Linked DNA regions of Homo sapiens: all the other regions are linked to region 1. Evidence: chromatin contacts called from ENCODE Hi-C or POLR2A ChIA-PET data. All regions are on one chromosome and are shown on one strand. The core of a region is the stretch at or near the end of the contact, and the rest is flanking DNA. Distances in the headings are between cores, read along the strand shown. Region 1 holds the start of UBE2I (ubiquitin conjugating enzyme E2 I). Region 2 holds the start of LINC00235 (long intergenic non-protein coding RNA 235). Region 3 holds the start of RAB40C (RAB40C, member RAS oncogene family). Region 4 holds the start of ZNF598 (zinc finger protein 598, E3 ubiquitin ligase). Region 5 holds the start of CHTF18 (chromosome transmission fidelity factor 18).

What was found. A loop is a pair of places that touch in the nucleus more often than their neighbours do. ChIA-PET counts read pairs that join two places held with the same protein, here RNA polymerase II (POLR2A). Pooled maps may share reads with other maps.
Region 2: a loop to region 1 is called in a pooled map, with 34 times the contacts of the local background. The contact joins the promoter of LINC00235 here to the promoter of UBE2I in region 1. A Hi-C loop is called at or near these places in 1 of 37 single-sample maps with no recorded cell type and 11 of 50 pooled maps. POLR2A ChIA-PET finds 5 or more read pairs at or near these places in 1 of 52 experiments (activated CD8-positive, alpha-beta memory T cell).
Region 3: a loop to region 1 is called in a map of CD4-positive, alpha-beta T cell, with 35 times the contacts of the local background. The contact joins the promoter of RAB40C here to the promoter of UBE2I in region 1. A Hi-C loop is called at or near these places in 1 of 168 maps with a recorded cell type or tissue (CD4-positive, alpha-beta T cell), 5 of 37 single-sample maps with no recorded cell type and 10 of 50 pooled maps. POLR2A ChIA-PET finds 5 or more read pairs at or near these places in 1 of 52 experiments (Caco-2).
Region 4: a loop to region 1 is called in a pooled map, with 8 times the contacts of the local background. The contact joins the promoter of ZNF598 here to the promoter of UBE2I in region 1. A Hi-C loop is called at or near these places in 6 of 50 pooled maps. POLR2A ChIA-PET finds 5 or more read pairs at or near these places in 3 of 52 experiments (GM12878, PC-9 and WTC11).
Region 5: a map of CD8-positive, alpha-beta T cell shows a loop between it and region 1 (12-fold over the local background). The contact joins the promoter of CHTF18 here to the promoter of UBE2I in region 1. A Hi-C loop is called at or near these places in 1 of 168 maps with a recorded cell type or tissue (CD8-positive, alpha-beta T cell), 4 of 37 single-sample maps with no recorded cell type and 10 of 50 pooled maps.

The regions. Positions count from the first base shown.
Region 1 is chr16:1,307,304-1,311,266 of GRCh38, reverse strand. It overlaps UBE2I (ubiquitin conjugating enzyme E2 I), which reads right to left and starts at 1,631. Exons shown (of 7, transcript NM_003345.5): 1 at 1,494-1,631. RefSeq lists enhancers at 510-1,121, 1,823-2,062 and silencers at 1,093-1,282, 1,483-1,782, 2,273-2,562.
Region 2 is chr16:525,697-529,659 of GRCh38, reverse strand. It overlaps LINC00235 (long intergenic non-protein coding RNA 235), which reads left to right and starts at 2,253. Exons shown (of 1, transcript NR_024121.1): 1 at 2,253-2,813. It overlaps CAPN15 (calpain 15), which reads right to left and starts at 1,948. Exons shown (of 14, transcript NM_005632.3): 1 at 1,631-1,948. RefSeq lists an enhancer at 2,828-3,389.
Region 3 is chr16:587,798-591,760 of GRCh38, reverse strand. It overlaps RAB40C (RAB40C, member RAS oncogene family), which reads right to left and starts at 1,695. Exons shown (of 6, transcript NM_021168.5): 1 at 1,328-1,695. The coding sequence starts at 1,469. RefSeq lists silencers at 1,485-1,804, 1,895-2,014, 2,085-2,134, 2,145-2,204, 2,525-2,834 and enhancers at 2,179-3,052, 3,175-3,374.
Region 4 is chr16:2,008,194-2,012,156 of GRCh38, reverse strand. ZNF598 (zinc finger protein 598, E3 ubiquitin ligase) reads left to right here and starts at 2,336. Exons shown (of 14, transcript NM_178167.5): 1 at 2,336-2,419; 2 at 2,421-2,532; 3 at 2,534-2,633. The coding sequence starts at 2,410. LOC124903626 (a long non-coding RNA gene) reads right to left here and starts at 2,272. Exons shown (of 2, transcript XR_007064941.1): 1 at 2,055-2,272; 2 at 1,569-1,849. RefSeq lists silencers at 1-127, 2,218-2,437, 2,528-2,957, 2,968-3,037 and enhancers at 1,978-2,137, 1,662-2,610.
Region 5 is chr16:787,370-790,954 of GRCh38, reverse strand. CHTF18 (chromosome transmission fidelity factor 18) reads right to left here and starts at 2,335. Exons shown (of 22, transcript NM_022092.3): 1 at 2,180-2,335; 2 at 1,830-2,024; 3 at 1,595-1,745; 4 at 1,240-1,408; 5 at 686-778; 6 at 556-608; 7 at 289-430. The coding sequence starts at 2,270. It overlaps RPUSD1 (RNA pseudouridine synthase domain containing 1), which reads left to right and starts at 2,574. Exons shown (of 6, transcript NM_058192.3): 1 at 2,574-2,699; 2 at 3,211-3,399; 3 at 3,478-3,585. The coding sequence starts at 3,218. RefSeq lists silencers at 2,042-2,101, 2,282-2,741, 2,762-2,851 and an enhancer at 3,301-3,585.

The DNA of each region.
Region 1 (3,963 bases), core at 382-2,881:
TTTGCCCTTCCAAATTCACAGATAGGCACTTAGTGAACGGCTAGTAGTTACTAAACGCTTCAGAGCAAGAAACTTTTATGATGCAAAGACAAAAACAACCCTCATCTATTAGAGCCAGGCAAGGCCCAGACACTGCAGAAACGGGGACAGGGCCGGGCACTCCAGGAGCGGCCCGAAAGTCTGCCTTCTGTCCTCCTGCTGGGCGCCCGCAACCGGCTGAGCTTTAGCTTCTCGGATCACCGCCTTGCTCTGCTGGTTGACAGCACCGACTTCAGAGCAACTTCCTGGCTGAGGGTGAGCAAAGCACTCACCTCCCACAACTCCACCGCACTGATCTCCACAACGGGTGGTCGCCACGACAGGCTGGCACAAGAAGCCTTTAAAGGCCCTCCTGCACCCAAATGCAAACTCTCCCAGGCTTGGGGAGGTATTCCCTTCTGCAAGACCCAAGCACCTGCAGTCGGGAGACGCTTACCTGGCCGCACCTGATCTGCCCCAGGCCCCGAGAATGTTTCTGAAGCAAGATCCCAAACCCTGAGACACCATACAAGCGCACACCAGCAATCACCCAGTGGCCTAGGGAACGGACCTCTCTGAATGAGCAATCAGGGCAAACTGAGGATCCGTCCCGTCTTCCGTTGCATAGGTTCTCTACCCAAAGGCAACGTTTCTTGAAGAGCAAGAAACACTTGGGGTAGGTCCTGTAAAAGGAAACAAACCGAACTCCCCAAAGACAGGCACTTTGCAAACAGAGAAACTAAGCGTAACTTCCAATTATACAAACAAAACCACTTCATTCTGCGATTCAAGCGTGACTACAGGCCACGATCACAAGCCCAACTAATCATTCCCTTACATTCCTCCTACGCACGTTAACTACCAGAACCAACTACTATTCAACCGATAAAAAGAGATGTCCAAAACAGAATAAAACTCCCCCTCCAGCGAGGCGCTCACGTTCAGGGCCCCAGCAAGCGCCAGCGGAGCATCTTCAGAGGCACAAGAAAACTTACACTTGTTTTGGTTTTAAGGCACCGAAAACAAGCCCGCTCGCCGGCCCCCACCCCCGCGAGCCAGCGATGTTGCAATCCAAGACTCTCCCCCCGCGGCCCATCCTATCCGTCCGCGGGGCGACCGTGACCCCGGAAGCCGCTCCCCGCGCAGGAGGAAGGCGCGGCCTCGCGGGGCCCCGGCTGCAGGTGGCTGCCCCGGCCCCGCGCCAGGCGCACCTCGGGGGCGAAGTGGGGGAGCCCCGGCCCCGAAGGCCTGCGGCGGCCCGGCCGCTCGGGCCGCAGCCCAGCGGCGCCAGCAGCGCGGACCGAGCCGGCGCCGAGCGCGGGGCCTCTCGGGCTCCCCGGAAAGCTCGGCCGCGGCGCGGGGCCCGGCTCGGCGGGGCGGGGCGCGGGGCAGTCGGGGGCCCGGGCCCAACAGGAGTAGAGGCCTCGGCCCGACCCCCGCCCCGCGGCCCCGGCCCGGCCCCCGCACGCGCTCACCTCGGGCGGCCGCAGCCCCGGCGAGCGTAGCGGACAGGTGGAGGACCGAGCGGGGCGGCGGCGGCGGCGCTTCCCTTTGTCTCGGGACTTCCCTCCGGAGCCCGCTCCGCGCGCAGCCAGAGCAGCTCCGAGGACCCTGGCGCGGGCGGGGCGCGCGGGGCGGGGCCTAACGCGGGGCTGCCCTCTGCACGCCTGCCTCGCGCGCCGCTCCTGCCGCCCGGCCCCGAGCGCCTCCCGCGCCGCCGAGCGCTCCCCGTTGCCCGCGCCCCGCCGCCGCGCGCCCGCGCCCCGGGTCCGCCCCAGGAGCCCGGCCGGGGGGCGACTTTCCAGTCAGGCGGCGCCCTGGACACCTACGCCCTTAAAGGAGCCGCGTCCCCGATGTGAGGGAGCGTCTGTAAACTCCCCTTCGGGCTGCCCGCGTCCACCCGAGGACACGCCGGCAAGCAGCGGGGGAAAAAGGAAGCCGAGATCTCCAAAGGCTCCCCGGATGCCTGGCGGTCACCTCTCCAGCCACAGGTCCCGGAGGTTTCCTTGGGGTCAGGTCCTGGGGCCGGGGGTCAAAGACCACTGAGGCCTAAGGATCCTCTGAAGCGTCGCAGGACGGTGACGCTCCCGCGAGTTCAGCGCCCTGTGAAACCCCTTGCAATTGGCCAGTTCGGGGCGGTAGGCGGGGACACCTTCTCATCCGCCCAATGAGCTGACCCCGTACAAAAGGCCGAATGCGAGCATGACCGACGGGAGGAGAAGTGTGGATGCTCCCTAAACCGGGGGCTGGCCCTGGGCCGGGGCGCGGGCGGGACGTGGGGGACCGCGAGCGGCGGGGGCGGGGCGAGCCCGTGGGGGAGGGGCGCTTCCGGTCCCCCCTCCCGCCCACGCAACAAGCAGGACCGGGTCGGGAGGCCCCCAGACCCGCGAGCGCGCGGGACAGTCCGTTCGCCAACGCGCGACCGTGCTGGCCCCCGGGCTCTCCCGGCCCCCCCGCCCGCATTTCGCCGACGGCGGGGCCGCAGCCAAGGTCACGGTGTCCGGGTGCTTGGGGACCGCGGGGAGTGACCACATTCATTCATTCCCTCCCTCACTCATTCATTCATTCCCTCCCCTACTCCGTCATTCCCTCCCTCACTCACTAATTCCCTCCCTCCCTCACTAATTCCCTCCCTCCCTCATTCATTCGATCCCTCCATCACTCAATCATTCCTTCCCTCTCTCACGCATTCCCTCCCTCACTTACTCATTCATTGCCACCCTCACTCACTCATTCCCTCCCTCACTTACTCATTCATTCCCACTCACTCATTCCCTCCCTCACTCACTCATTCCCTCCCTCACTCATTCCCTCCCTCACTCACTCATTCCCTCCCTCACTCATTCCCTCCCTCACTCATTCATTCCCTCCCTCACTCACTCATTCTCACTCTCACTCATTCCCGCCCTCATTCATTCATTCCCGCCCTCATTCATTCATTCCCACCCTCATTCATTCCTTCCCTCCCTCACTCATTCCCTCTCTCATTCATTCCCTCCCTCCCTCACTCACTCATTCCCTCCCTCACTGATTCCCTCCCTCACTGATTCATTCATTCCCTCCATCACTCATTCATTCCTTCCCTCACTCATTCCCTCCCTCACTCATTTCCTCTCTCATTCATTCATTCCCTCCCTCCCTCACTCATTCCCACTCTCACAAACTCATTCCCTCCCTCACTTACTCATTCCTCCCTCATTCATTCCCTCCCTCATTCGTTCATTCCCTCCCTCATTCATTCATTCCCTCCCTCCCTCATTCCCTCCCTCCCTCATTCATTCATTCCCTCCCTCATTCATTCATTCCCTCCCTCATTCATTCCCACCCTCCCTCATTCATTCCCTGCCTCCCTCACTCATTCCCTCCCTCACTCATTCATTCCCTCCCTCCCTCACTGATTCTCTCCCTTATTCATTCCATCCCTCACTCATTCCCTTCCTCCCTCATTCACTTCCTCCCTCACTCATTCATTCACTCCCTCCCTCATTCATTCATTCCCTCCCTCCCTCACTCATTCCCTCCCTTACTCATTTATTCCATCCCTCACTCATTGCCTCCCTCCCTCATTCCCTCCCTCTCTCCCTCATTCATTCATTCCCTCCCTCATTCATTCCCTCCCTCACTCATTCCCTCCCTCACTCATTCATTCCCTCCCTCACTCATTCCCTTCCTCCCTCATTCATTCATTCCCTCCCTCACTCATGCATTAATTCCCTCCCTCACTCACTCATTCCCTCCTTCACTCATTCACTCCCTCCCTCCCTCACTCATTCCCCCACCACCTCCCACAGGGTCCCCAGCGGGCATTTCCCTGTCAGGCACCTGCAGCAGGAGGGGCAGCCACACACCCTGGGTCTGCCTGCCTGGGAGGCGCAGCCGTGGGGATGTGGGTCCAGGGCAGCAGGGGCAGCCTCCCCCAGAATCCAGTCCCTGGAAGCCATGCAC
Region 2 (3,963 bases), core at 1,004-3,503, 780 kb after region 1:
AGGGCTGGACCAGGGGCAACTCGGCCACCAACGGCCGAGTTCTTCACTGAGCGGCTCAGGCCCATGAACAACACCTGTGGTTCCGGAGGATTTTCCGGGCAGCAGAATCCTTCCCTCCAATTGCCTCGTGTGAACTGGTGGAACCAGCAGGAGGGAGAGACCAGGCGCTCAGCCTCCCTCGGCCCCTCCCCTGCCATGAACAGCTGTCTCCAGCTTCGGTTCCTCACCTGTGGCACTGGGGTTACCGGAGTGCTGCCCAAGGCCAGGGCAAGAAGCAAGTGAGGGGTGCCCGGAGAGAGAGCCAGCAGGGCTTGAGGCTGTCACACAGATGCAGCATTACAGGGGACCAGCCACTTCCTGCTCTCAGAGACCACGGTCTGTGGAGGCCCAGACAAGAGGCCCTGCGCAGTTATGCAGTTACTGAGCCTCGGGCTCTCCTGGGGACTCAGAGGTCACTGGCTCCTCTGCCAATCAAGGAGCTCTGGAGAGCCTCAGACACAGACAGAAGCAGGAAAAAGAGGGGTGCTCCTCCCGCAAGCAGAAGGACCTCGGAGGAGGCAAGGCACACCCAACCCAAGGCCAGGCCAAGCTGGTTTCCTGCAGGACCTGCCTCCCCCAGACAGGCCAGAAAAACAATTTCTCTTGCCCCACTTCACAGTTGAGAAGTCACTCAGAACCGGAAGGGAGAATCACCCCTATATCCTTGCCCAGCCCCAGACTCTGGAAACGCGGAGGCAATTACGGGGCACTCCCACACTGAACTGTGACTCACGTTTCCGCACCCCTCAGACCTGGGCAGAGGAAGAGATCCGGGTTTCCCGAAGGAGAAGCACACAACTCTTCAGCACCCAACGGAGTCCCAGTCTTCCCCACTGGCCCCACACACCCAGGCCTGGCCTCAGGTTCTGGGCCTCACCATTGCTTTCCGGGTCTTGTTACCTGCAGTCCGGTAACAAACTCCAGAGCAGTAAGGGGGCCCCGAGAGCTCGCCCGGCCAGGGCCAGCTGACCACACAAGAGTTCCCCCGGTCAGGACTAGAGGGGCCCCTTCTGCAGCCAGCGGGAGGACAGCAGATTTGCAACTTCCCAGCTGGTGCCGCAGCAGCCCCAGAGGAACACGGAAGAGAACACTGGCATGGCTGGCACAGACGGGGCTCCCGCCAGCCCCTCCACGCCAGGTGGCCGCCCCCAGGCCGTTCCCCAAGTGAGGGGAGTGATGCCCGCACCAAGCACAACATCCCTAAGGCGGCCAGGACCGCACGATGGGCCCGGATATAAGGGCACTCAAGGGCAGGCAGGGCCGAGGCCGCCTCCGGTGTGCGCGGCCCCCGGGGCTGGCCTCAAGTGACCCACATGGCCCAGGTCCCTGCCGACTTCCCGCCTTCCTCTGGGTTCCTCTGCGAAGCATCGCCCAGCCCTGGCCCCCACCAGCCTGGAGGCGCCAGCGGGCGGCGGGCTGACCCCACTCCGGGGGCCCTGCCGTCCCTGCCCTGGCTCGGAGCCCGGCGCGCCCGGCCCCCGAGGCCTCCTGCGCCCCGCCGAGCCCGCGCTCCCCGCCGCCCTCCGGGCCCGCGCTCCCCGCCCGGGGTCCCCGGCTGGGCGCCCGGCCGGGCCCGGCCGACGGGACTCACCTCCACAGCCCGGCGGCGCCGCCTCGTCCTCGCGGCCCGGGCAGCGCGGCCCCGGCCCCCGGGCCCGCTCGCCCCCGCCGGCCGATCCACAACTTCTGCCTCCGGAGAGCGGCGGGGCCCCTCTCGCCGCCGGCCGCGCTGCCCGGACGGCCTCCCGCTCCTCAGCCGCGGGGCGCCCCGACCCGGCTCCGGCCCCGGCCCCTGCCCGCGTCCGGCGCCCGCCTTACGCTGCCTTCGTAGCGTAGCGCCCGGCCCGGGCCCCGCGGCTACGGCGCGCCCGGGGCGCACGCGGCGCTGTGAATCGCGCGCCCGGACTACGGCTCCCACAGGGCTGCGCGGCGCCGACGGGGCGGAAGCTCGGGGCGGTGCCTGCGCGAGGCAGGCCGGGAGTTGTAGTCCTCGGGTGGCGCCCTCCCAGTCCGCCGACCGCCCGGGCCACTTCTCCTGCCCTCGCTGCTGGAGACGGCCGGGCCCGAGGCCTCGGTCCCCGGGAGGCGCCGCGCTCCAGGATTATCAGGGAGTGGGGCGGCCCGAGGAGGAGCTGGAACTACAACTCCCAGAGGGCCTTGCGAGGGGCACGGAGGGGCGGGGCCTGCAGCCGCGGCGTCTGCGCATCAGCGGCGTCACAGACGCGTGGGGCTCGCGGGGAGCCGGGCTGGGGCCGTCCGTGTCCCGCGGGGCTCTGGGCGGCCGCTCGACCGAGGACCCACGACTCCGCCCCGACCCCGCCGTGTTCGCGAGACCCGGAGACCCCTTCGCGCCTTCCAGGACCGCCCCTTTCGCGACGCTGCGTGCTGTGCTTGGTCCTGGCGGCCAAGAGCGGCGGTGGCAAGGGGACCGCCCTGGCCCGAGACGCGGCCTGGCCTCGCAGCGTCGCTTGGGCACAGCCTCTCTAGGCCCCTTCGTCCTCGGTCGCGGAGGGACGCCATTAAACGGCCACGCCGGGCTCAACTGGGACGCGGCCCACGGCGCCCAACCAGGGCCTGGGGGAGGGAAGCCGGGGCGACTCCTGGGTCCTTCCAGGACCCTTGCGCAGGCCTCATTCTCTCCCCGGAGGTCCCCTTCCCGCTGCCCTGAGGCCACTCTCCTGCCAGCAGCTGCTGGGCCGGCTCTCGGGAGAATGCCTTGGCGTCAAGCTTATCAGGCTGCAGGGCGGGACGCGAGTGCTGAGGGCAGCCAGACTCCCGCTCTTAGGTGCACTTGAGGAGCCTGAGAAGGCAGTGGCTCTGCGGGAGAGGGAGACACAGGAGCAGGGCTGGTCCGCCGAGATTCCGGAGAGACGGTTGTGGGCCGATTCTGTGGCGAGATTTACAAGTGGGAGGTTGGGTGACGATTGCTCCTGGGCCAGAAAATCTAAGCCAGTCTCAGCAAGACCTACAAGGCCAGGGCCAGTGCTCCTCAGAGGATATTCATGCTCCAGGAAAGCCAAGGATGGGCCTCCGTCATGCTGAGATGCCGCAGCAGGGACACCTGTGTCCCACGTGGAGCTCGGCTTCTAGCTGCAGTCAGTGCAGAAGCTGGCAGGAGGGGTTTATTTCTGTCCTCGGAAGCTTTTGGTAAGGACACTTCATTCCTGTGTCTTGGACACCTCCCCCTAGGTCTGCTGCCCCCTCTGTGGAGACAGGCAGGGCAGCTGGATGTGCCGTTTGTTCCCAGACTATATCCATGCCAAAGCATCCCAAGGGCAGGAAATGTGTCCCCGGGGGCCAGTGGGGGTCTGGGGGCACAGAGGGCTGCAGAGTGAGAGCTGGCTCTCCTCTCTGCAACTTGGACAAGGCTCTGGGACCCTGTCCTCCCCAGCTTCCTCACCTGCATGGCAGGATACTGGCCAAGTGTGGCTTTCGAACCACAGGAGAGGGTGCAGTCAAGGCCTCACTCAGGGACCGCAGGTTCTCTTCCCTTCCCAGTCCTTCCCTGGCACTGCCTAGGTGGCTCCCTGGCCAGGGGCCAGTGGTCTAGCCAGCAGGCCTTATAACCTCCCCACCAGAGAGGCAGCTGCAGTTGAACCTGTTGATCTGATGCTGAGGGCCCTGCCAGCTCACTGCAGAGTGGCCAGTTCTGGCCAGTTTTGCTAGGCCAGGCCCATTTGGGGTGAGGAGAGGGTGGGAGCACCCCAGCTCTCCCCAGTAGCCTGTCATGGTGAAGGAGGAAGCCCATTCACCCAGAAGAGGGCCTCAGGAGGCGTCTTCAAGGTGACTGAGGTTTCCCCGCACAAGGAGAGTGCTGGAGGGAATGGGTGCGATGAGAGAAATGAGTCACTCGTGCCTCCGTGAGGCCAGCCTGTGATTGTCTTGAAGATTCTGAGTCACAAGACATCAGGCACACAGGCGTGA
Region 3 (3,963 bases), core at 446-2,945, 720 kb after region 1:
AATTAGCCGGGCGTGGTGGCATACACCTGTAGTCCCAGCTACTCGGGAGGCTGAGACAGGGGAATCGCTTGAACCCAGGAGGCGGAGGTTGCAGTGAGCTGAAATTGTGCCACTGCACTCCAGCCTGGCGACAGAGTGAGACTCCGTCTCAAAAAAAAAAAAAAGAAAGAAAAGAAAAGAAAACAAAACAAAACAAATGTTCAGTAACTCATTACAGAGGTATTTTCTTCTAGCACAAAGCGTTGACTCCCTCAGCAGTAAGCAAATACCTCAGGGGAACAGCGTGCCTATAAGGACCTGTCATCTGTGCACGCTCGAGACAGGGTCCCAAGAGCAGCCCAGCAGCACCTGCCACCAGACCTGGGTCCGTGACACCTTCCCCGGGCCCATGACACCTTTCCCCAGATCTATAACACCTTCCCTCGGACCCCAGATGATCCCAGACCCATGACACCTTCCCTTAGGACCATGATGCCTTCCCCCAGATCTATGACACCTTCCCTCAGACCCCAGATGATCCTAGACCCATGACACCTTCCCCTGAGATCCCAGACCATGACACCTTCCCTTAGGCCCATGACACCTTCCCCTGAGATCCCAGACCCATGACACCTTTCCCCAGATCTATGACACCTTCCCTCGGACCCCAGATGATCCCAGACCCATGACAGCTTCCCTTAGGACCATGATGCCTTCCCCCAGATCTATGACACCTTTCCTCGGACCCCAGATGATCCTAGACCCATGACACCTTCCTTTTGGCCCATGACGCCTTCTACCGGGACCATGACATCTTTCCCCGGACCCCAGATCCTGGACCCATGACACCTTCCCTCGGACCTATGACACCTTCTCCCAGACCCCAGATCCTGCACCCATGACACCTTCCCTCCGGCCCACGACACCTTCCCCCGAGCCCATGACACCTTCCCTCGGACCCCAGATGATCCTAGACCCATGACACCTTCCCCAGGCCCATGACACCTTCTCTAGGACCCATGACACCTTCCCCTGGGCTCCAGATCCCGGACCCATGACACCTTCCCCTGAGATCCCGGACCCGTGACACCGTCCCCCAGACCCCGGGTCCATGGCACCGTCCCCGCTGGGCGCGTCCCTCTGGTCCGTCCTCCTGCCCCCCGGCGTCACCTCGGGACTGGAGCACGGGCACCCCGCAGCCACCGAGCTACCGAGTCTGGAAGCCAGGCAAAGGCGTTCCTGGGAACGTTCGGCGGCGCTTGGAAGGGCCGGGCCGAGGGCGAGCTCCGTGCCCAGCTCGCCGGGCTCGGGCCCCGCGTAGCAGCGCGCGCCGCGGGCCGGGCCTTACCGTTACTGTAGGCGTACGGGGACTCTGCCGCGCCGTCCTGCAGGCTCTCCAGGATCTCGCCCTTGCCCACGTCGCTGTCGCCCACCAGCAGGAACTTGAGCAGGTAGTCGTAGCTCTTCACCGGACTGCCCTGCGAGCCCATGGCCGCGCCGCCTGCGCCCCGCGCCGGCCGCCTGCCGAAGCACCGCCGGGTGAGGCCGCGGCGTGAGAGAGCCCGCGCCCCGCACCTGCGCCCGTTGCGTCCGCCCCACGGCGGCCGAGTGGGCGCGCCCGAAGCCCAGCGCCGGCCCCGCCCCGCCCGCGCCCGGGCGCACCTCAGCCTCGCCGCCGCCCCGCCGCTTCCCGCACCACCAGGGCCGCCGCGCCGCCCCACCCCCGGCCGCGCCGCCGCCATTGGCCACCCTTCGCCCGCCCTCCCGAGCCCATTGGCCCACCCGCCCGTCCGTCACGACTTCCCCGCCCTCACGGCGTTCCACACGGCGCCGCCAGACCTCCGGTCGCACCGCCTCTTCACCACCCCGCCCTGCCTTCCCGTAGTCACCAGAGGTCGCCCGCCGCCCTCCTTCCCTCAGCCATTGGCCTGTCTGCACGTCTGTCATGACCGCCCCTCCCCCGCCTTTCCCACACGGCGTTGCGGAGACAGCGGACGCCTGCCTCATCGCCGTCGCCATTGGCCACTCGCCTCCTGCTTTCCCGGAACCATTGGTTCGATTATAAGTTCACCAAGATCATTCCCTTCCCTGCGGCTGCCTCCCAGAGAAATCCCAGAGCCGCCGGCCGCCCCGCCCCCGGCCCACAACGCCGTTGTCCTCGCCCGCCCCGTCGCCGGCGCCATTGGGTCGCTTGCATGTCCATCACGGCTCTGCTAACCCCGCCCCTTTCCTACACGCTCGCCAATCAGGGGCTCGGAAGTCCACGTTGTTTGTATCCGCCCCTTCAACGCGCGGACGGGCGGCAGGATGCAGGCGCGCCCGAGCCGAGGCGATGCGGCTGAGTCCGGGAAACGAAAGCCCCTCGCAGGCTGTGCCGCCTGCTTCCGCAGAACCCTCGGAGGGAGCGGCGGGGTGGCCCCGGGCGCGTCCTCTCTAAGGCGGTGCGGCCAATCGGCGCTCGATGAGGCGGAACTTCCTCTCCGGGGCAGGGGCGGGACTTCCGCCCGGCGGCGGCGGGGCGCACCGTTGGGTCACCAGTGAGTCTGCAAAGTCGCTGAGGTTCTGGGACAGCGCGGCGTCACCGAGCGTGAGCCTTCCGCCCGGGGACGCGGCCGCCACAGCTCGGGACGCGGGGAGCGCGGCCGGCGCGAGCTCAAGACCCGGCCCGACGTGCTCACTGCGGCAGCGGCGCCTCCTGGACGGGGACCCAGGGCCCGGACCGCGCTCTTCCCGGGGGCGCCGCCGAGCCCTCGTCCCTGCCGGGCCCGGCTGCCGCAGGTGCGTGGGCGAGCGAGGCGGCTGCGTCCGCGGGCCCCGGCGTGGGGTCGGGGGTTGAGTGGGCACGTGGTTCTTTCTGGGGTGACGAGAAGGTCCTACCGTCGTGGGGATGGTCCTGCCTCTCTCGGTGAAGTTACTCACTCGGAACGGGTGAGCTTTGTGATACGTGCTCTGCGTTCAGTAGCGCTGTTACAGTCGTAAGTAAAAGCAGTAACGTCAGCGCCGACCCAGCGCAGCCCTCTCCAGACCGGGTGCGGAGCCCGTCACGTCTGCCCCGCCGGCGAGGAGCAGAGCCCGGCAAGAACCCTCCTCCAGAGGGGCCCCGACCAGGGCTGTGCCTCCGGGAGCAGGTGCTGCTTACACAGAGGGACGCCAGGACGGGCAGCCCCACACCTCCAGTGACCTCCCGTCCCCCAGAGCTGAAGACATGGCCTGACTAAGCGGCGACCACATCGACGCACCAGTTTTTTCTTTTTTGAAACAGGGTCTCCCTTTGTCGCCCAGGCTGCAGTGCAGTAGCGCGATCTCGGCTCACTGCAGCCTCTACCTCCCCGGCACAAGCGATCCTCCAGCCTCAGCCTCCCGAGTAGCTGGGACTACAGGCGCCACCATGCCCGGCTACCTTTTGTATTTTTTGTAGAGATGGCGCCTTGCCAAGTTCCCCAGGCATTAACCCGGAAACAACCTGGCGGGTCAGGGAGAGCCTCTTCTGCTCAGAGGTCATTGTGCCCAGACTTGAGCCCTGGCTGTGAAGTCCCTGAGGCCCCTCACTCCAGGGACGGGAAGCACCAAAGATGTGATGTTTCCTCCTCGGTTTCTGAGACTGCCTGGAAGCGGGGGGTGGATAGTGGTGAGCAGCCGTCTCCTCCTTTCCTGAGAACATAAATCAGAAACGCTTTCTGAGGCCGGGCACGGTGGGTCATGCCTGTAATCCCAGCACTTTGGGAGGCTGAGGTGGGTGGATCACCTGAGGTCAGGACCAGCTTGGCCAACATCGTGATAACCCCCTCTCCACTGAAAATACAAAAATGAGCCAGGCATGTTGGTACGTGCCTGTAATCCCAGCTACTTAGGAGGCTGAGGCAGAAGAATTGCTTAAACTCGGGAAACGGAGGTTGCAGTGAGCTGAGATTGTGCCACTGCACTCCAGCCTGGGCTACAGAGTGAGACTCTTGTCTCAGGAAAAAAAAAAAAAAAAAAGTGCCT
Region 4 (3,963 bases), core at 1,087-3,586, 700 kb before region 1:
GCTGGAAAAGGCAAGGAAGCAGATTCTCCCCTGGAGCCTCCAAATAGGAATGCAGTGATACTGACACCCTGATTTTAGCTCAGTGTGACCCACGTTAGAGTCTGGACTCCAGAACTAAAGATAATACATTTGTGTGTTTTAAGCCAAGTTTGTGGCCTTTTTTTTTTTTTTTTTTTTTGAGATGGAGTCTCACTCTGTTGCCCATGCTGGAATGCAGTGGCGCAATCTTGGCTCACTGCAAGCTCCACCTCCCGGGTTCACACCATTCTCCTACCTCAGCCTCCGGAGTAGGTGGGACTACAGGCGCCCGCCACCACACCAGGCTAATTTCTTTTTGTATTTTTAGTAGACATGGGGTTTCACCGCGTTAGTCATGATGGTCTTGATCTCCTGACCTCGTGATCCACCTGCCTCAGCCTCACAAAGTGCCAATTTCAAGCTGGGATTACAGGTGTGAGCCACCGCGCCCAGCCAAGATGTTGAACTTCTTACATCCTTACAATAACTTTTCCCAGTTTTCTTTTTTTTTTTTTGAGATGGAGTCTCACTCTGTGGCCCAGGTTGGAGTGCAGGGGCGCAATCTCTGCTCATTGAAACCTCTGCCTCCTGGGATCAAGCGTTTCTCGTGCCTCAGCCTCCCGAGAAGCTGTGACTACAGGCGCATGTCACCACGCCCCGTTAATTTTTGTGTGTTTTGGCCAGGCACAGTGGCTCATGCCTGTAATCCCAGCACTTTGGGAGGCCAAGGCAGGTGGATCAAGAGGTCAGGAGATCGAGACCATCCTGGCGAACATGGTGAAATCCTGTCTCTACTAAAAATAAAAAAAAAAAATTAGCAGGGCGTGGTGGCGGGTGCCTGTAGTCCCAGCTACTCAGGAGGCTGAGGCAGGAGAATGGCGTGAACCCGGGAGGCGGAGCTTGCAGTGAGCCGAGATCACGCCACTGCACTCTAGTCGTGTGTGTTTTTTTTTTTTTTTTTGAGATGGAGTCTCGCTCTGTTGCCAAGGCTGGAGTGCAGTGGCGTGATTGTCGTGATCTCGGCTCACTGCAACCTCTGCCTCACGGTTTCAAGAGATTCTACTGCCTCAGGCTGCCGAGTAGCTGGGACTACAGGCACATGTCACCACGCCCGGCTAATTTTTGTATTTTTAGTAGAGATGGGGTTTCACCATTTTGGTCAGGCTTGTCTCCAATTCCTGACCTCAGGTGATCCCAACCTCCCAAAGTGCTGGGATTACAGGCGTGAGCCACCACGCCCGGCCTAAAAATTTTTTTTGTGGAGATGGAGCCTGACTGTGTAGGCCAGGCTGGTCTCAAATTCCCAGGCTCCAGCAATCCGGGCCACCCAGCCTCCCAAACTGCTGGGATTACAGGCTTGAGCCACTGTGCCTGACAGCTTTTTTCAAGTGGCAAAATTGGGGTTTCAAGCCCATTTGTGTCTGTTTCTAAAGTCCAAGTTCACTGGGCATGGATCACTTGAGCCCAGGAGGTTGAGGCCTCAGTGTGCTGTGATCGTACCACTGTGTTACAGCAAGAGCAAGACCCGGTCTCAAATAAAGTAAGTAAAGTTCAGGCTCATTGATACAATTTACTGCCTCTTTTCCAGTAGGGTTTAGATCTGGACCTGCCTTCTGGATGGCAGAGGGAGGGAGGTCCTGAGTGTGCCTGGCCCTCAAGGGTAGGGAGGAGGCCCTGTTACTGCAGCATCCATCCAAACACGTCCTGTGCTGGGCCCAGCGTAAAGAGGACAGGTTCCGTTCGTGCCTTCCAGAGGCCCCTTCTGGGCAGGCCTGGCGAGACTGCCCTGGGCTGCGAGATGGACGTCACCACGTGCTGCCTTTCACGTTGTCTTTCATGTAGGGATTTAAACAGGGCATTAGGGAAGTGGAGGCGGGACCACGCTTGTGTGTGTTCCAAATACCAGAGACCGGTTTCCTAATAAGGTGGCCAGATTTAGCAAATACAAATACGGCAGGTCCACTTAAATGTCAATTTCAGATAAGGAGCAGCATTTTAGTATGAGCCTAGCCCATCAATATTTGGGCTATACTTACACTAAGACATGACCCCTTGTTCATCTGAGATGCAAACCAGTTGTGCCGTGTTTCATCTGACAACGCCAGTTCGTGGAGCCCGGCGAGTGTTGACGTGACACGCGTGGCCCAGAGGAGCCCGGGGCTGGCCGCGTGGCCGCGCGGACCTTCGAGCGGTCGGCTCATGGTAGAGCGGCCTCTATCAGGGCCACCGCTCTAGCCGGCGCCGCGCTGAGGCGGAAGTCGCGACGCGCACTTGCGCCGGGCGGGCCCGTTGCTGGGTGGGGCGGTGACGTTTGCCCGGAAGGGGCGGGCCCGCCGGGAGCCAGGCCGCTCGGCGCCACGACCGGCCGAGAGGGGGGCCGGATCCCGGACCATGGCGGCGGCCGGGGGGCGCCGAGGGGCGGCGCGCGGACATGGAGGCGGAGGCGGCGGCAGCTCCTGAGCGGGGAGGCGGGAGCTGCGTGCTGTGCTGCGGAGACCTGGAGGCCACGGCGCTGGGGCCGCTGCGACCACCCGGTGTGCTACCGCTGCTCTACCAAGATGCGGGTGCTCTGCGAGCAGCGCTACTGCGCCGTGTGCCGCGAGGAGCTGCGCCAGGTGCGGGGCGCCGGGGGCGCGGCCCGGGGGCAGCGGGGCTCCCGGCGACCGGATGGGGACTTTGCCTCACTGAGGTCCGGCCGTGGGCCCGGCGGCGCCGGCTTCCGAGAGAGGCCTGGTGGGGCCACCCAGGGCGGGGTCCCGGCCGTGCGGCTGACGGCGGGGCGTTGGGGCTTGGAGGCCGGAGGCGGCCGAGCGGGTTGCAGGAGGGGGCAAGCCCTGTGGGGACAGCCTGGGGACTTCCCCCGTGTCCCGGGGGTTCCTGCCGGGCCTCAGGAAGGGTCCTGATCAGATGGAGAACTCGGTGACCTGCTCGTCTTCAGGAGTTTATTTTCCAGGGTCCTCCATTCGAGGAAACAAGGCAAGGGGGACTCTGCGGAGGCCATCCGTCCTGGAAGCAGGGCGTCAAACTCTGGGCATTCTCAGCCCAGCTGTGTTTCTGGGCCCCCATTGGATGACCCTGAGCAAACTCCTTCCGAGACTGACGTTTTCCTCTGTGGAGTGGAGGTGACACTAGCCTCGGAAGGAGACCTGCCCGTCGGAGGGGAAGGCCCCCTCGCGCTTCTTGGCGGGAAGGGAGAAAAGTGTTAGGAAGTTGTCCTCCTCCTCGCCGCCGCCCCCCGCCTTTGGCGCTCATCTCCGCAGTGAATGGGAGACGTTTTTGACTGTACAGACTTGGAAGCCGTGGAGGGGTCAGAGGGTACCATGCAGCGTTCCTCCACCCTCACTGCACTGCCAGCTGCTGGCTGTGGGCACCTGGCTGGAGCCCGTTGGTTTGCTGAGCTTAGAGATTTGTTTGCTTCCAGCATTGTGAAATTCCCCCGGTTTGTTCATAGAAGGCTTCGGCTGGTGACATCTGCCAGGAATCTAACTTTCTTCTCCCCAGAAGTGATGCAGAGCAGTATTGAGGTGTAGGTTCTTTCTTTTTTTCCTTTTCTTTCTTTAAGTAGACGTTTACATCAAAGGAGTTGAAGAGATGCTGCAATTCTCTGAGCAATTTGTGGGCTTATAGTCTGTGCCCTTTTTGGAAAAAGACATTTGGAGATTCTATCAGTCTGTCATGTGACAGGAGGAGGCCGACCCAGACCCCGGGGAGATCTGGGGTGCAGGAACAGTCACAGAGGACCTTGGCCCGTGGCTTCCTCAGGGCGCTTCCTGGCTTTGCCAGGGCCTGCCTTGCCAGCCAGTCCTGCATAGCATGACCTCACTCTCCAACAGCTAGGTTTCCCAGCACACCTGTAGCTTCCTTCCGGAAAGAAGACGCTAAGGAGTTCTTGGCACGTGAGGTCCCGACCCAGGCTGCAGGTCTGATGCAAGACATGAGTGAACA
Region 5 (3,585 bases), core at 1,086-3,585, 520 kb after region 1:
CCTGCCCTCCCCAGGGGCACTCCAGTGTCAGCTGCTGTGAAGGTAGGAAAGGGAACAGAGACTTGGATCAGGTGACACCCTGGACCCCTAGCCTGCCTCACAGGTCACAGGGGACCAGTAGCACACAGCCCTGTGCTCAGTTCACCACCTACAACTCAAAAGGGCAAACCAGAGCCCACTCCGTCTCCGAGGCCCAGTGGATTGGCTGTGCAAAAATCACTGGGCCCAGGTTCTTCCATCTTGGGAACAGAGGAAGCCAGCCACACTTGAGTGAGAACAAGACCTCACGTCATCACTGAGCAGCTCCGTGTAGTGGCGGGGTGCAAACTCATCCACCCAGAGGCAGTGACTGGAGGCGTCTTGACCGTCAGTCGGCTCCTCCTCAGGGGCCCCCAAGGGCTGGGCTGCCTCCTCCTCCCCCGACCTGAGACTGGAGAGGACCACGTCCTGAGCCACAAACAACTCGCAGGGACCATGCCAACCCACACGCTAGGAGCTAGGAGTTGGTGCAAGAGCCAACAAGGGTCCCCAGGGCGGAAGGGCCAACCAAGTCACCTGTGCAGGGTGTCTGAAAGCTTCTGGGCCTCCTGAAGCAGCCGCTCCCGCCGCTGTGCAAACAACAGGCTGGAATCAGGAGGGCTCAGGCGGCCCCGCCACCGCCCCCCAGCAAACCCGCAGCCCCTACCTCGCCGTCGACCTGCTTCTTCAGGGAGGCTAAGGACACACCCAGCAGGTCCAGCTGGCCACCGCCTCGCCATGGGACGTGGAGGAGAGAGCCCTGTGGGGAAGGGAGGACAATTGCCTCTGGGCCCCTCCTAGGTCACAGGATTCACGTCAGCCCCCATCAGTGCTCAGGGACCCGGGTGGGACAACCCCAGTAAGCTGGCCAGTGAGGGGTGGGAGACTGGACAGGGGTGCCAAAGGAATGAAGCCATCCAGATGGGTCAGCTGCAAAGGGAAATTGGGGGCAGCTTTAGGAGAAAGGAGGAAAGGGCAAAAGCAGGAGGGGAAGCAAGGAGGCCCTCTCCACCCGAGGCCATACAAACAGGCTGGACAGCAACCTGCTGTGGGGAGGCTGTGTCCTCTAAGTCTACGCCCCATGACGCAGCCTCCCCCTCTGCACCCCTGGGGCTCTGCACAGGACCCGCTTTAAGCAAATGGCAGGGGTGAGGGGCTCCAAGGACCCTTTCCTGAGCAGCACTGGCCCACCCACCGTGCAGGAAGGCCACAGCCACGCACCTGCACCCCCGGGGCCATGGGGTCAGCACGCAGCACCAGATAAGCCCGGACGCCCTCCGTGGATGTCACGTGGACGTAGTCCTCCAAGATGGGGGGCCGCCTCAGGACGGGATTGCGGGCAGCTGGTGAGGCCCGTGTGAGACCCACGTCGGCAGCAGCTTCTGAGACTCTGGAGAGAGACCGGGGCTCAGTGGCAGAAACTCAAGCGTGGGGTCACCCTTGGATATGGGTGTCCGAGACTGCTCTCAGCCATGGAACCCTCCCCACCCCCCAGGCCTCATCCAGGGCACGGGATGGGCTCCATCTGAGTCCCACTGGACAGATGGGATGGGACGCCCATGTCCAAGCCACACACCCGTGGCCCCAAAGCTCTGCGAGGTCCTCAGGGCTCGGCGGCGGGGTGATGTCCGTCGGCGAGGAGTCGGGAGGGGGCGGCTCCTCCATCTCCTCCGATCTGAAGTTCAGCCTCTTGACCACCTGCAGCCTAGGCCGTTTGATCCTGGGGGCTGGGGGAGACACATGCAGGGAACCAGAGGCCTCCTCAGCCTCGCGCCCACTCCGGAGGCCCTGGGGCAATGCCGCCAACCTACCGTGGGGCAGGGACCCGGCCGGCTGCAGGTCGGCGTCCACCTGCCTCTTCCTGGCGCCGCCCTGGCTGCTGCCCACAGATGCGGCTGGGGCGGGACTGGAGGCCGCGTCCCCTCTGGCAAGGGCCTCCTCGAACGTCCGCGGGGGTCGGCCCGCGGTGAACAGGGGGACCCCGGAGGGCGACGGAGTCGACGCCCCTGCTGGGAGAGGAGATTGTCAGCGGCCGCCCCGAGACAGCAGATCCCGCCAGCGGCGACGTGGAGGCCCCTTCGGCCCCCGGCACGCCCTCCCCGAGGTCGCCACTGTCCCGGCTTTCGCAGCTCCTCCCCAACGGCCGGGGGCCGCGCCCCACCTTCCAGCTCTGCCAGCACCTCCAGCTCGGCCGCGAACTGGTTGTGGAAATCATCCTCGACGCCGCACAGCTCCTGCTCGTAGTCCTCCATACCGTCCGCGAGCCCGAGCTCCCGCTCCGAACCTCCCGCGCCGCCGCCGCCGTCGCGCACTGCCCGCCCCGAGCGTGCCGGGCGCCGCCAATCAGCAGCCGGCGTGCCCGGCGGCGCGCGCCATTGGTTGGCGTGGCGGAGGCGGGGCTGCGCGAGGGGTGGGCGGGGCGAGTTCCTGCTCCGCAGCCCCCGCGTCCTGTCCTGGGGAGCTCGCCATTGGCCGCCGCAGCCGCCCTTCCGCGGCGGGGGCGGGCCGGGGGCGGGCCGGGGGGGGGGGCGGGGCTGCGCGCGCAGCGGTGCAGGGCGGAAGCGCTGCCAGGCGTCCGGAGCGGAGCTTCCAGGGTCTCTGGGTCGCCAGCGCGCGGGCGCGCGGCTGGAGCCGGCGCCGGGCACGGCATCGGGGGCCTGGACTGCACGGCCCGGCAGCAGGTTGGTCTTGGCGTGGGCGTGGGCGCGGGAGGGGCTCGGAGCCAGGGTCGGCCTGCCCACCGGGCCTGTGCGGGGCGCGGGTCTGCGCGGACTGCGGGGAGCGAGGAGGCCCCAGCCCTAACCCGCGCTGCGGGCAGACCTGGCTGCCGGGCCTGGTAGTGCTGCAGCCCCTCCCCGCCCCCACCGTCGGGCAGAGGCATTCACGTGCATCCCCTGGAGGGGAGGGTCTGTGGGGAGGATCTGTGGGGCAGGTTTGGAACGGGCTCTTTCTCCAGGCTTAGGTCAGGCAGGGCCCTTCAGGTCAGCCCGGAGCAGGCTGACTCCTTGACTCCCCAGCTGACGCCCTGGGGACTGATCTCGGGGACTGAGGATGCAGGTGCACAGTAGGGCTGCGGACCCGGCTCGGTGGCTTCGCACCGGAGCCCGGGTGGGGCGGTGCGGGTACCTCTGTATGCTGGGCTGGGGGCGCACCACGTGCTCACAGCACACGCACCCACGCGTGGCTCGGCAGGCCGGCCATGGAGCCAGGCAGCGTGGAGAACCTGTCCATCGTGTACCGGAGCCGCGACTTCCTGGTGGTCAACAAGCACTGGGACGTTCGCATTGACAGCAAGGCGTGGCGGGAGACTCTGACCCTGCAGAAGCAGCTGCGGTACCGCTTTCCCGAGCTGGCCGACCCTGACACCTGCTACGGGTTCAGGTAGGGGGGGCGGCCGGAGCCCCACGGTGGCGTCTGTGGAGGAAAGTGGCTCAGACTCTGGACTCTGTCCCACTCCAGGTTCTGCCACCAGCTGGATTTCTCCACCAGCGGGGCGCTGTGCGTGGCCCTAAACAAGGCAGCCGCCGGCAGCGCGTACAGGTGCTTCAAGGAGCGGCGCGTGACCAA